Regions from separate parts of the Homo sapiens genome. Here all the other regions are linked to region 3. The links are chromatin contacts, found by Hi-C or POLR2A ChIA-PET in ENCODE. All regions are on one chromosome and are shown on one strand. Each heading gives the region's core, a stretch centred on a gene start or an enhancer-like site at or near the end of the contact. The rest is flanking DNA. Distances are from core to core; before and after follow the strand shown. Region 1 overlaps CD84 (CD84 molecule). Region 2 has its middle 18 kb from the start of SLAMF1. Region 3 holds the start of PEA15 (proliferation and apoptosis adaptor protein 15).

The links. A loop is a pair of places that touch in the nucleus more often than their neighbours do. ChIA-PET counts read pairs that join two places held with the same protein, here RNA polymerase II (POLR2A). Pooled maps may share reads with other maps.
Region 1: a pooled map shows a loop between it and region 3 (2.8-fold over the local background). The contact joins the enhancer-like site here to the promoter of PEA15 in region 3. A Hi-C loop is called at or near these places in 4 of 50 pooled maps. POLR2A ChIA-PET finds 5 or more read pairs at or near these places in 2 of 52 experiments (GM12878 and activated T-cell).
Region 2: a pooled map shows a loop between it and region 3 (2.9-fold over the local background). The contact joins the enhancer-like site here to the promoter of PEA15 in region 3. A Hi-C loop is called at or near these places in 4 of 50 pooled maps.

The regions. Positions count from the first base shown.
Region 1 is chr1:160,546,210-160,549,713 of GRCh38, reverse strand. CD84 (CD84 molecule) reads left to right here. Exons shown (of 7, transcript NM_003874.4): 7 at 1,393-3,504. The coding sequence ends at 1,458. All of the region lies in intron 1 of CD84-AS1 (CD84 antisense RNA 1), which reads right to left. Among named protein-coding and RNA genes, the nearest start is that of CD84-AS1, 11 kb to the right of the region's middle. RefSeq lists enhancers at 1-76, 1,174-1,443 and a silencer at 227-276. Within about 2 kb of position 1,418, at least 6 of the 41 ENCODE cell types and tissues checked have a DNase peak (open chromatin) inside an H3K27ac peak, as active enhancers do; they include GM12878, where a contact is called at or near this core.
Region 2 is chr1:160,663,608-160,667,285 of GRCh38, reverse strand. No RefSeq gene overlaps it. Among named protein-coding and RNA genes, the nearest start is that of SLAMF1, 18 kb to the right of the region's middle. RefSeq lists enhancers at 1,231-1,792, 1,806-1,865. Within about 2 kb of position 1,610, at least 19 of the 41 ENCODE cell types and tissues checked have a DNase peak (open chromatin) inside an H3K27ac peak, as active enhancers do.
Region 3 is chr1:160,203,972-160,207,616 of GRCh38, reverse strand. It overlaps PEA15 (proliferation and apoptosis adaptor protein 15), which reads right to left and starts at 2,233. Exons shown (of 4, transcript NM_003768.5): 1 at 2,095-2,233. It overlaps PEA15-AS1 (PEA15 antisense RNA 1), which reads left to right. Exons shown (of 5, transcript NR_123725.1): 3 at 1,241-2,279; 4 at 2,483-2,546. RefSeq lists a silencer at 2,118-2,377 and enhancers at 2,528-2,577, 2,928-3,027.

The sequences.
Region 1 (3,504 bases), core at 169-2,668, 340 kb before region 3:
CTTACTTGGGATGCTGATCCCACCCTTCAAATGCAGAAGTCCCTATGCCTCTGAACTACGGTATGGGAACTCCATCCCGTATAATACCTGGGGTCACTGCTAGCTCACAGTGTGAAAATGAGAAAACAGGTGCTTCCCTCTGAGCAAACACAGGCCCATGCCAGATGCCCAGATGGGTGCAATGGAGCAGAAGCTGAATTTCAGTTCATTTGCTCCCTCAGCTGCTCTTTTACCACACGCAGCCTGCACAACCATTTGTAGTGCCAAGTGCCTTGTGCCTTATGCCTGTGCCTTATGTCCTTCTCTGTCATATGCAAAGCCCTCTGACAGGACTTTAAATTTTGGGGATCTAAGGAGGGATTGTCACTATCTGAAGGTCCTCACTGCTGCTACAATCAGGACAGCTTTAGGGTTGCTTAAAGAATCATGTTTTCTAAGTATTCCTGTTTAATAGCTGAGTTACCAAGCAGGAAGCTAAACTGAGTACGAATTGAGAGTGATCCTATAAGGCAATAGGGAGGACATCTATGAGCTCGACAAGCAGGGCAGTGCTACTTCCTTTTAAGGAGGACTTGAAGCACAGGGCAGTTTGCTTGAAAAGATAAGCCAAATGGACTGGACAACCAGATAGAGGGACATTTACTTTCTTAGTGATCAGGAGAGGGAAGGAGGGAAAGAAAAAGAAGGGGAGGAATGAGGAAAGAAGAGGAGAAGAAAAGGAGGACAGGCAAGAAGTGAGGGTCAGGGTGCCCAGCATATTTGTGCCAGGATCTCAAGGAGAGTTGGAGGAACAAGAGTAACTTAACTTAGAAGGAGATAAAATTCGAGGGATTAATCATGGAATCCTGGATTGTGACATCTCAAGATAAATCCTTAAAGACAAGTTAGATAACAATTATTGGGTCAGTATTTAATTGAAAACCTAAGACTCCTCAAACCAATGGGAAGATTGTTTGCAGCCCTCTAAATGCCTAGAGCACAGGAGATGCTGGCAGTGAGTCCCCACTATGTATAGGTGAAAGTGGAGTTATTGGGATACAAAAAAACTAGGGGTCAACTAGGAACAAGGAATGCAGGTAGCTTGAACCTGAATGTTGCCTCAAGTCTATAATCAAAATCCATTCCAAATATGCCCCCGCCCCCATTCCCTCCCATTGCTCTTTTCTGGGCTAAGAAGTTAATTGCTCAGGGCCTCCCAAATGGGGGGTAGCTGGAGCAGACATGAGGGACTCAGCAAAGAACAAGGCCCTGCTACCCCAGATTTCCCCAGCATGAGGCAAATCTAAGGCATTCCCCCGTGCCATTTGCTTAACTCCTCTGGGAACTTGCAGGACTGGAGTTCCCCAGCAGCACCTCTCAGTTAACATTTTCTCACGCTTCTCTCCTGCACAGATGGGGAAAGCCAGCACACAGGACAGTAAACCTCCTGGGACTTCAAGCTATGAAATTGTGATCTAGGCTGCTGGGCTGAATTCTCCCTCTGGAAACTGAGTTACAACCACCAATACTGGCAGGTTCCCTGGATCCAGATCTTCTCTGCCCAACTCTTACTGGGAGATTGCAAACTGCCACATCTCAGCCTGTAAGCAAAGCAGGAAACCTTCTGCTGGGCATAGCTTGTGCCTAAATGGACAAATGGATGCATACCCTTCCTGAAATGACTCCCTTCTGAATGAATGACAAAGCAGGTTACCTAGTATAGTTTTCCCAAACTTCTTCCCATCATAGCACATGTAGAAAATAATATTTTTATGGCACACTGGGATAAACAAGCAAGATTGCTCACTTCTGGAAGCTGCATATGACTAGAGGCCTCTTGTGACTGGAGGTAACAACCCTGCCCAGTAACTGTGGGAGAAGGGGATCAATATTTTGCACACCTGTAATAGGCCATGGCACACCAGCCAAGATGCTCTGCTCACAGTCAGTATGTGTGAAGATCCCTGGTGCGTGGCCTTCACCACGCATCTTGAGCAAATTAGGAAAATGTACCCTTCGCTTGAGGCAGATGCAGCCCTTCCCCCGAGTGCATGGCTTGGAGAGCAGAATGTGGGCTGCATATAAGCACACTCATCCCTTTGTCTGGGAATCTTTGTGCAGGGCATAACAGGCTTAGTAAGTCCAAACACAGATGACAGTGCTGTGTGGGTCTCTGTCAGAGTTGTGGCTCTCAGCCATGTAGACACACTCTCCAAATGGAGTGTTGGAAAATGTTCTTTCTGCAGGGTCTAGAGACTGCTGGGACACTTTTCTTGGAGTGCTACTTCAGAAGCCTTATAGGATTTTCTTTCTGGCCAAGATTTCCTTCTGTATCACTCCAAGCAGCCTCAGCAGAAGAAGCAGCCATGCCCAGTATTCCCACTCTCCAAAAGGAACTGACCAGCTTATATTTCTCACACTTCTGGGGAACTGGGTATAATCCAACCATCAAAATAGAAGACCTTGCAAGAAGCAGAGTCATTCTCCAGAAGGAACTTGGGAGATGATGGTGCAGATGATGAAACTGGGTTCATCCCAGTTCCAAAGACTCAGAGAACTAGAGTTTAAGCTGAGGCAGAGTGCCGCCACCCTGGCATGCCCCACAAACAGATCACCAGCCAGCTTACACAGGCATTAACTCTCCTCAATGAGGAAGAATCATTCACAACTGAGCAAGACATTCATATGATCATTTAAGGAAGTGTTTCCCTTATGTGTTAGCAAGTATAATCGGCTAACTCCTAAATCCCAATGAATAGTCCTAGGCTGGACAGCAATGGGCTGCAATTAGGCAGATAAAGACATCAGTCCCAGTAAATGAATCCATAGACTCATCTAGCACCAACTACCATTAGCACTATGTTAGGAGCTGCAAGGCCCCAAAGTAGAAGATGTGCATAATGTCTGCTCTTGTGTAGCTCAGGAGACAATTCCAGCACAGACACTACAGTTAACGCTGAACTGCAGCTGCAAGTAATAGCATGAACAGTCAGAAAAATACCTTATGAGGGGGCAGGGCTGAAGCTGGGCCTTGAAGGATGGATGAAATTTGGATAGAGAATGAGGAAGACAGAGGGCCTCCAAGTGAGAGAAGCATGAAAAATGAGCAGGGGCCTGGATCAGTGGGGTGTATTCAGAGCACCTCTCCAGATGCACCATGCATGCTCACAGTCCCTTGCCTATGTGTGGCAGAGTGTCCCAGCCAGATGTGTGCCCTCACCCCATGTCCATTTACATGTCCTTCAATGCCCACCTCAAAAGGTACCTCTTCTGTAAAGCTTTCCCTGGTATCAGGAATCAAAATTAATCAGGGATCTTTTCACACTGCTGTTTTTTCCTCTTTGGTCCTTCTATCACTAAAACTCATCTCATTCAGCCTTACAGCATAACTAATTATTTGTTTTCCTCACTACATTGTACATGTGGGAATTACAGATAAACGGAAGCCGGCTGGGGTGGTGGCTCACGCCTGTAATCCCAACACTTTGGGAGGCCAAGGCAGGCGGATCACCTGAGGTCAGGAGT
Region 2 (3,678 bases), core at 361-2,860, 460 kb before region 3:
GTGCATGCCAGCTACTCAGGAGGCTGAGGCAGAAGAATCGTTTGAACCCGGGAGGTGGAGATTGCAGTGAGCCGAGATTGTACCACTGCACTCCAGCCTGGGTGACAGAGCAAGACTCCACCTCAAGAAAAAAAAAAAAAAAGGGAAAGGGTGGGAAGACTGCATTCTTCAAATATATCCATGTCATAAAGGAGAAGATATAGCTGTGGAAATGTTACAGTTGAAGGGTACTAAAGAGATACAACAACTAAATGCAATACCTAATACTGGACTGGATCCTGACCTGGAGGGAAAATTATGGTTACAAAGGGTCAACCGACAAAATTGAAATGCAAACAGTAGGTTAGACAAGAATATTGTTATCAATGTAAAATTTACTTAAGTGATAACTATATTGTAGTTGTGTCAGAAATTATCCTAATTCTTTACACTGATGTATTTAAGATAAAGAGCCATGCCATATGCAACCTACCCTATAATAGTTCAAATAGAGACAGAAAGAGAGAGAGAGAGAGAACTAGCTAATATTAAAGCAAAATGGGCAAAACATTACAGAGAGGTATTCACAGTCACAGCCAACTTGTAGACCCCTCCCTGCAGGATATTTATAAGCGTGTTCTTTGTACTATTATTAATAATAATTTTTTCTTGCAGCTCTTTTGACATTATTTTCAAATAAAAAGTTAACTACACAGATTAATGAAAGGTCTGCAATACTTATTTCCCCTTGATGGTCCTTCAAGATGCTGAGGGTCTGTTCTGCATTTACCACATCCTCTTCTTTCCTTGTATAGGCCTCTCCTTTTATAGACCTGTGAGTTCTCAGAGTACATTATCATTTTCAACCTTGAATTCCCATTGAAACCCTTGAATTCCCATTGAATCATCTGCCAAAGACGACAGTTTATTTTTCTGTTGATCCAATCAAGAAAAGGAGAAAGCTTCCATGAATAATAAACAGATGGGGACTACAAGTTCCTGTGACTCTGCCGGGCTCTGCCCAATGTGTCTCTCCATTCTGGCTCCCAGGCTACAGGAGCACAGCCTCTGTCAGTCTTGCTATCTCTGGCAGAGGACAGCAACACAGAGCAGAAGGACCTCTTTAAAGCCTAGGTTTAATAATGACAACATTTTCATGCTTAAATCCTTCAAGGATAGGCTCGTTGGAGAGCCTACAGGGTTCTACTGATCCTTATGTGGCTTGGTTTCTGTGATTTTCTCCTGTCCAATTTCTAGTTTGGCCCCTCCTTTGCACTGAATGCTGCAACCTTCCTGAACTGCTAGCAGTTCCCCGAATTTACTCAATGCCTTTGCTCAAGCTTTTACACTTCCTGGAATCCCCTCCCACTCCTCGTTGACCTAACAAACTCCCACTCATTTGTTAAGACTCAAACCAATTGTTGCCTCTCCAAAGTCCAAGAACCACTTCTTAGGAATAGGACTCTCTCCCTGGTCCATAATCACCGTTTCCCACCCTCTTTGTGATAGGAATGATTACTACAAAGAAGACTTAGAAATCGTCAGCAGGGAAGCCCATAAAATTTGCATTTCCTAATTTTCTGTAATCTTGGTGGAGGACAGGAAGGAAGTGGCCAGGCCAAGGCCGTCTGGCAAGTTACCAGCAGGGCTGAGGCTGGAAGTCAAATACACATTCTCCTTTCTTTGTTGATACTACTGGGTACTCCCTGGGGCTTGACCCATTGCCCTTCTTATGTTCGAAAATGTCTTCTGGACTCTGTCAAACCCTAGACAACTCAATTTTGCAGGACCTTCTAGGGGGGCAATGTTGGAGGGCTTGTTGGCTCCTAGAGAGAGCACTGGAATGAGCATGTTTGGTTGGTCTTCAAGCTTATACCTAGTACCCAGAACCACATTTCAAGCTTCTGGGAGGTTGTGTGGTATAGGGGAAGGAGCATGACCTTTGGAGCCAGACAGCCTTGAGTTTGAGTTCCAGAACCGTCATTTACCAGCTTCTGAACCTCAGGAAAAGTAAACTTTCTAAACCTCGGTTTCCGTATGTGGATGATTTTTAAAATCAGGATTAAATGAGATAACCTCAATAAATCATTCCACATAAAGTCTGCCATACAGTAAGTGCTCAATAAGTATTAGTTGCCTTCCTCTGTCCCAAACTTCTCCTTCCTCTCTTCTGGGCTGGCAACTCTAATTTTAATGAATTAAGACAAGATCTCTTAGCTTAAGTTTCCCCAAGTGTAAAATAAGAGGGAAATGGTTGTATAACTCATATGACCCAGATCACGGCTTCTTTCTATTTTGCTTTTATCAATCTTCTCAATCAGGTCTGTGTACTGAGCACAAAGGCTGCCCATGGGTGTGACATGAACAACGGAGGTTTTGCTCTCAGAGGAAGTGGAGAGGGGTTGGGAGGTACCTGGGGAAATGCAAATTTCATGGCTAAGTAGGACTTCCCTAGGTCTGCTGACTTCCAAGATGCTTCTGAGGCATAATTCCAGTGATGATGTGAAGGTGTGGGGCCAGTTCTACCCCCACCAAAAAAGGCCACAATCAGTATATTCATTCCACAAACATTTTTAGCACTTGCTGTATGCCAGGCATTGTTAGATTGGGGAACCATGAAGGTAAATAGAGCATAATGAAACTCAATCAGGATATGGGTGGATTGACCTAAACCCAAGAGATTTGGTTTCTGGTTACGGCTTTTCAAAAACTAGCCATATGGTAAGTCCCTTAGAAGTTTTAGTCTCTAAGTATTAGCTTTCTTGGGGTGAAATGAAGGAGTTGAAAATATGACTTCTATATTTGTTTGCTTTCCTTCAGATTATACTTCTCCTCTCAAAGTCAGCTCTGTGTTTTCAAATAGCCCCTGGAAATCTCCATATGCATGAACCGTAAACATTTAAACTGACCATATCCCAAGCCAACAAATAATCTTATACCCCTTGCTCTCAATTTTGCCCCTAAGTTATCTCCACCTCTTATACTTCCTTTCTTAGAGAATGGCATTGCCATCTACTGGGAAACTGAACTGGAAGTGTAAAGGCCATAGTATATAGGCCACTCTCCTTCACAGCCCACATTCAATAAGTCACCAAACCCTGAAAAATCCACCTATGAGATAACTCTCCAATGGATCTCCTTCTCTCCCACCTCATTGCTACTTCTCCAGTTAAGACCCATCATTTCTTCAAATCTGTTCCTAGCCTGTAGGTCTACCTAAATTTCTCTCACACTAAGGCCAAAGTAATCTTTTCTTTTCTTTCTTTTTTTTTTTTTTTTTTTTTTTTTGACAGATTTTCACTCTTGTTGCCCCAGGCTGGAGTGCAATGGTGCAATCTTGGCTTACTGCAACCTCCGCCTCCCAGGTTCAAGTGATTCTCCCATCTCAGGCTCCCAAGTAGTGGGATTACAAGCACATGCTACCAGGCCTGGCTAATTTTTGTATTTTTAGTAGAGATGGGGCTTCATCATATTGGTCAGGCTGGTCTCAAACTCCTGACCTCAGGTGATCTGCCCACCTCAGCCTCCCAAAGTGCTGGGATTACAGGTGTGTAATCCCACCACGCCCAGGCAAGGTAATCTTTCTAAAGCAAAAATATGAACAGGTCACTCAGCTGCTTAAGACTTTTGGTGGCTTCCATCAAAGAATGAATGGCTTTCCAAGAATGTGTTTAATTATTTGTGCGCAAAAAGGAGTTT
Region 3 (3,645 bases), core at 984-3,483:
AGAGGCAGGACATCTGGGCCCTAAAATGTTCACTTCAGTCCAAGAAGCAAAATGGATTACCTTTGGGCATGGGGACAAGGATTAGCCTTCAGCCCTTGGTCTAGAAAGAGCCAGACCCAAGATGGGGCATCAGGAGATAGCTGGCACTGGATCAGGCAGAGCAGAGGAGGGCCGGCTGATGGCGAGGAGGGGAATGGGGCCTAGGACTCTCCCCAGCCCATCTCTGTTTCCACTCTTCTGGTGTGGCACTCCCTGCTTCTATTTCTGTCTCTCTCCATCTCTCTCACTCTTTGTCATGCATTTCCTTTCTACTTCATCTTTCAGTCTCTCTTTTCCTCCTTTCTATAGGCTTTCACCCCTTCTAGCATTTCCTACTCACCTATCCAACTTAGTGGTAGCCATGAATACTTAGGACTCCTGAGATCTGTGCTTCACTGTCCCCATCTGAATATTCGGAGCTGCAATTAGGAAGGGGTGAGCATCCCTGCTACAAAAGACAGAGTAAGTTTGGTCGGAGTGGCTTGGAGATTCAGTGGTTGGCTGCCTACCAGCTGGTGAAGATATCCATCATGACATTGTGCGTGAGGATCTGTGTGAGAGAGTGAGGCGCTCTGTGATTCTGTGACCCTCTTCATGCATGATAATACATCCACACATGATGGGCACGGAATTGAGGAAGTAGGCAACCAGGGAAGCCTGCAGCCTAGGGCATCACTGGCAATTTCCCCAATGGAGTATTTAACCACAAAGGGAAGAGCAATTAAAGCTAATCGCTCTGACAGCCTGGGGCCCAGACACACGTACCACTTTCCCTAACTCCCAGTGGTCTCCCCCAACCTTCATCCTCCCTAATTTGTTTAGTGCACTCTCAAACACTGTTTGCACTTCTCTGACCATCTCTTTCTCTCACTTCCTCCCTCTCCCTGGTTCCCTGACTATCTCTAGACCTCTCTGGAGATGTCTGTCTGCTTCTCACACACATTCCTCTCATTCTCTCTCTGACTTGGGTTCCATTCTTGGCTGACTCATACCCATTCTTTTTCCTCTCCGTTTCTTCCACCCCCTCCTCCTCCATCCCTTGGCCACTCTTACCCAGAAACTAGCCACTCCCAGCACGCTAAGCCCTAACTGGACCCAGGAAGAGAAGCCACCAGAAGCCCCTACCCTCATTAGTCCGCAAAATCCTGTCTCCTTGTGTTAGAGGAATGAGACCAAGATTTTCTCCCATCTTTCCCCACAGTTTTAAAGAGGAACAATCTGAAACCATGGGGCTGGGAAAAGCTGCCAGAAAATCAGGATGGATTTGGGGACAGTGGCCCTTTCTGTCCACTCAGCTGTCCTGTCGGACTGATGACTTGGAGCCCGCAGTTCAGAAGACTCCTCATGGGATGCCCCACCCCACAGAGTGGGGGTGTGGTGGGCGGCCGGATGCGTAGTCCAGGGACGTTTGTGATTTGGAGTGTGCTAGACTATGTGTATAAGTCACATGGGTGTGTGTCACTGTGTGTGCTGGCGTGCCTTATAGGTGTGCGTGTTTCCCTGTCAGTTTTGACACGGATTATATGAAATTAATAAGGGTTTTTACGTTAGATATACATCACTTCTCTACACCCCCAGCTCCTCCTTCCCTCTGGACAAGCTTTCCGCCAAGCCCACCTCTTCCCCAGGTGCAGTGAGCTGGGGGTGAGGGCACATGGTACCAGCCGCCCGCGGAACCGAGACAGGGCTGGGCCGGGAGACCGCCAGCGGAGGCGAGTCCGAAGCCTGAGCGGGGAGGGAGGGGCGGGCGCTGGCCTGGCCGAGCCGGCTGGGCGGGAAGCAGGCTGCATCCTAATCCACAGGCCCCGGTCCGACTCCCAAACTGCCGTTCAGCGTGGAACGGGCTGGCCGGAGCCACGCCGCCTCCAGCACACGCTCGGCGCTCGGGACGCACCGACCGAGGGACGGACCCCGTGAGGCCTGACACAAAGTGGACTCGTCCGGGGTCCCCACACTCCCCGTCTGGCCCCCGGTGTCCCAGATCGTTGCCCCTCCAAGCCTAGACCCCGAAATCTGCCCCTTCCCCGCGACATGTCTCCTCTCCGCCCCTCTCACCGCCTCTGGAGCTGAGCGCTCAGGGCGCGGGCACTCCTGAGTCCCCGGTTCCTAAGCAGCGTCCGGAACCTCCTCCTCGGCTCCCGCCGCCGCCGCCGCCGCTTCTGCCGCCGCCGCCGCCTCTTCCGCCCGCGGAGCCGGAGCCCGAGCCCAGCGCCGCTCACTCCACCCGGCTGGCCGGTGATGTCAGAGCCGGGGAGGGGCGGGGGGCGGGGAATGGCGGGAGGAGGGGGAGGGATGGAGAGGCAGGAGGGGGCGGGGGACCGAGGGGCTGGGGTTCTGGAAGACTCCTAGGATGGGGGACAGAATTGGGCGGAGGGCTGGAGCGGAGACGGTCTCTTCCCCCTGAACTGCGAAACAATTCTCATATTTAATTCTTACCCAGTAGGGCACCCTCCTCCCCTTTTGACCTTTGGATGACCACGGTGCCTAGGACCCCTGGGAGGCACAGAGTAGGTTTGGTTTAGGGGGTTGGAAAGCCTTTGGGGGCTGGATTCTCTTAGCTGCTGGCTTTAATATTTGTAAAAACTTCTTGCCTTGCCTTAAGGGTCAGGGGCGCAGTGGAAAATGACTGATCAGACTTATCCACATTGGGAGTGAGGGGTTGGGGCCACATGGGGACTTGAGGAGCCCTGGATCTTCTCTTTCCAGGATGATGCCTTCAGGCCCTCTTGCGTGCCTCTCACCTTTCCCAAACATGCCCCACTCCTGCCTTCCCCCTACCATGATGTAATTTTATTTTCTGGGGAGAAAAAGAGCAGCAGTGAGCTCAGCATGCAAATATAGACAACTTGCAAAGCCACACTTAGCTCCATCTCCTAGCTCTGCCCCTCTGCCCAGGCCCAATGTGGCAGCTCTCACTTCCCCTCTACCCCAGGGACTTTCCTCCCCCAGATTCTCAGCCAGACTGAAAAGAGGAAAGGAAGAATTGGAGAAGCATCTGTTTTCACCCCCATCTCTATAGCCTAAGGGGTCTTGCCTCAGCTCTGGGCAGGGTTTGGCCCTGGAAAGAAGTCTGACCCTGGGTAGGTCCTTCCTGCCAGGAACTCCAGCAGGCCCAGGTTGGGGGATTCCCCTCAGTGTTTGTGCCACTTCCAGGATCACCCATCTCATCTCAGTTCCTACCTGGCAGAGACTCCTCCAGAAACCTCAAACGAGCCCCTCCTTTCTTGGGTCTACACCATTCCTAGAAGAGGCCCAAGTTCCTGCTGCTCTGGGTTTCATAGCATTTCTCTGCTGTTTCCTCTCCCCAGCATTCCCTGTCACACACTAATCATTTGCCTTTGTATATATCATGTTTGCTCTGTGTTGTAGGGACAAAAACTATTTCGTTGACCCATCTTTGAGACTCATGTAGTTTCTAAGTGAAAGGCTCAGGTCTGGAGGCAACAAGACACAGGGGCCTTGGGCTGCGTGCTAGTTCCACCCATTCCTTGGGCAAGTTATGCCTGAAAGCCTTAGTGTCCTCACCGGTCAGATCAGGGTGCCAATGTCTATTTCTGAGGGTTCTTCTGAGATTCAGAAATAGTAAGTCTCTAGGGACTGGCACAG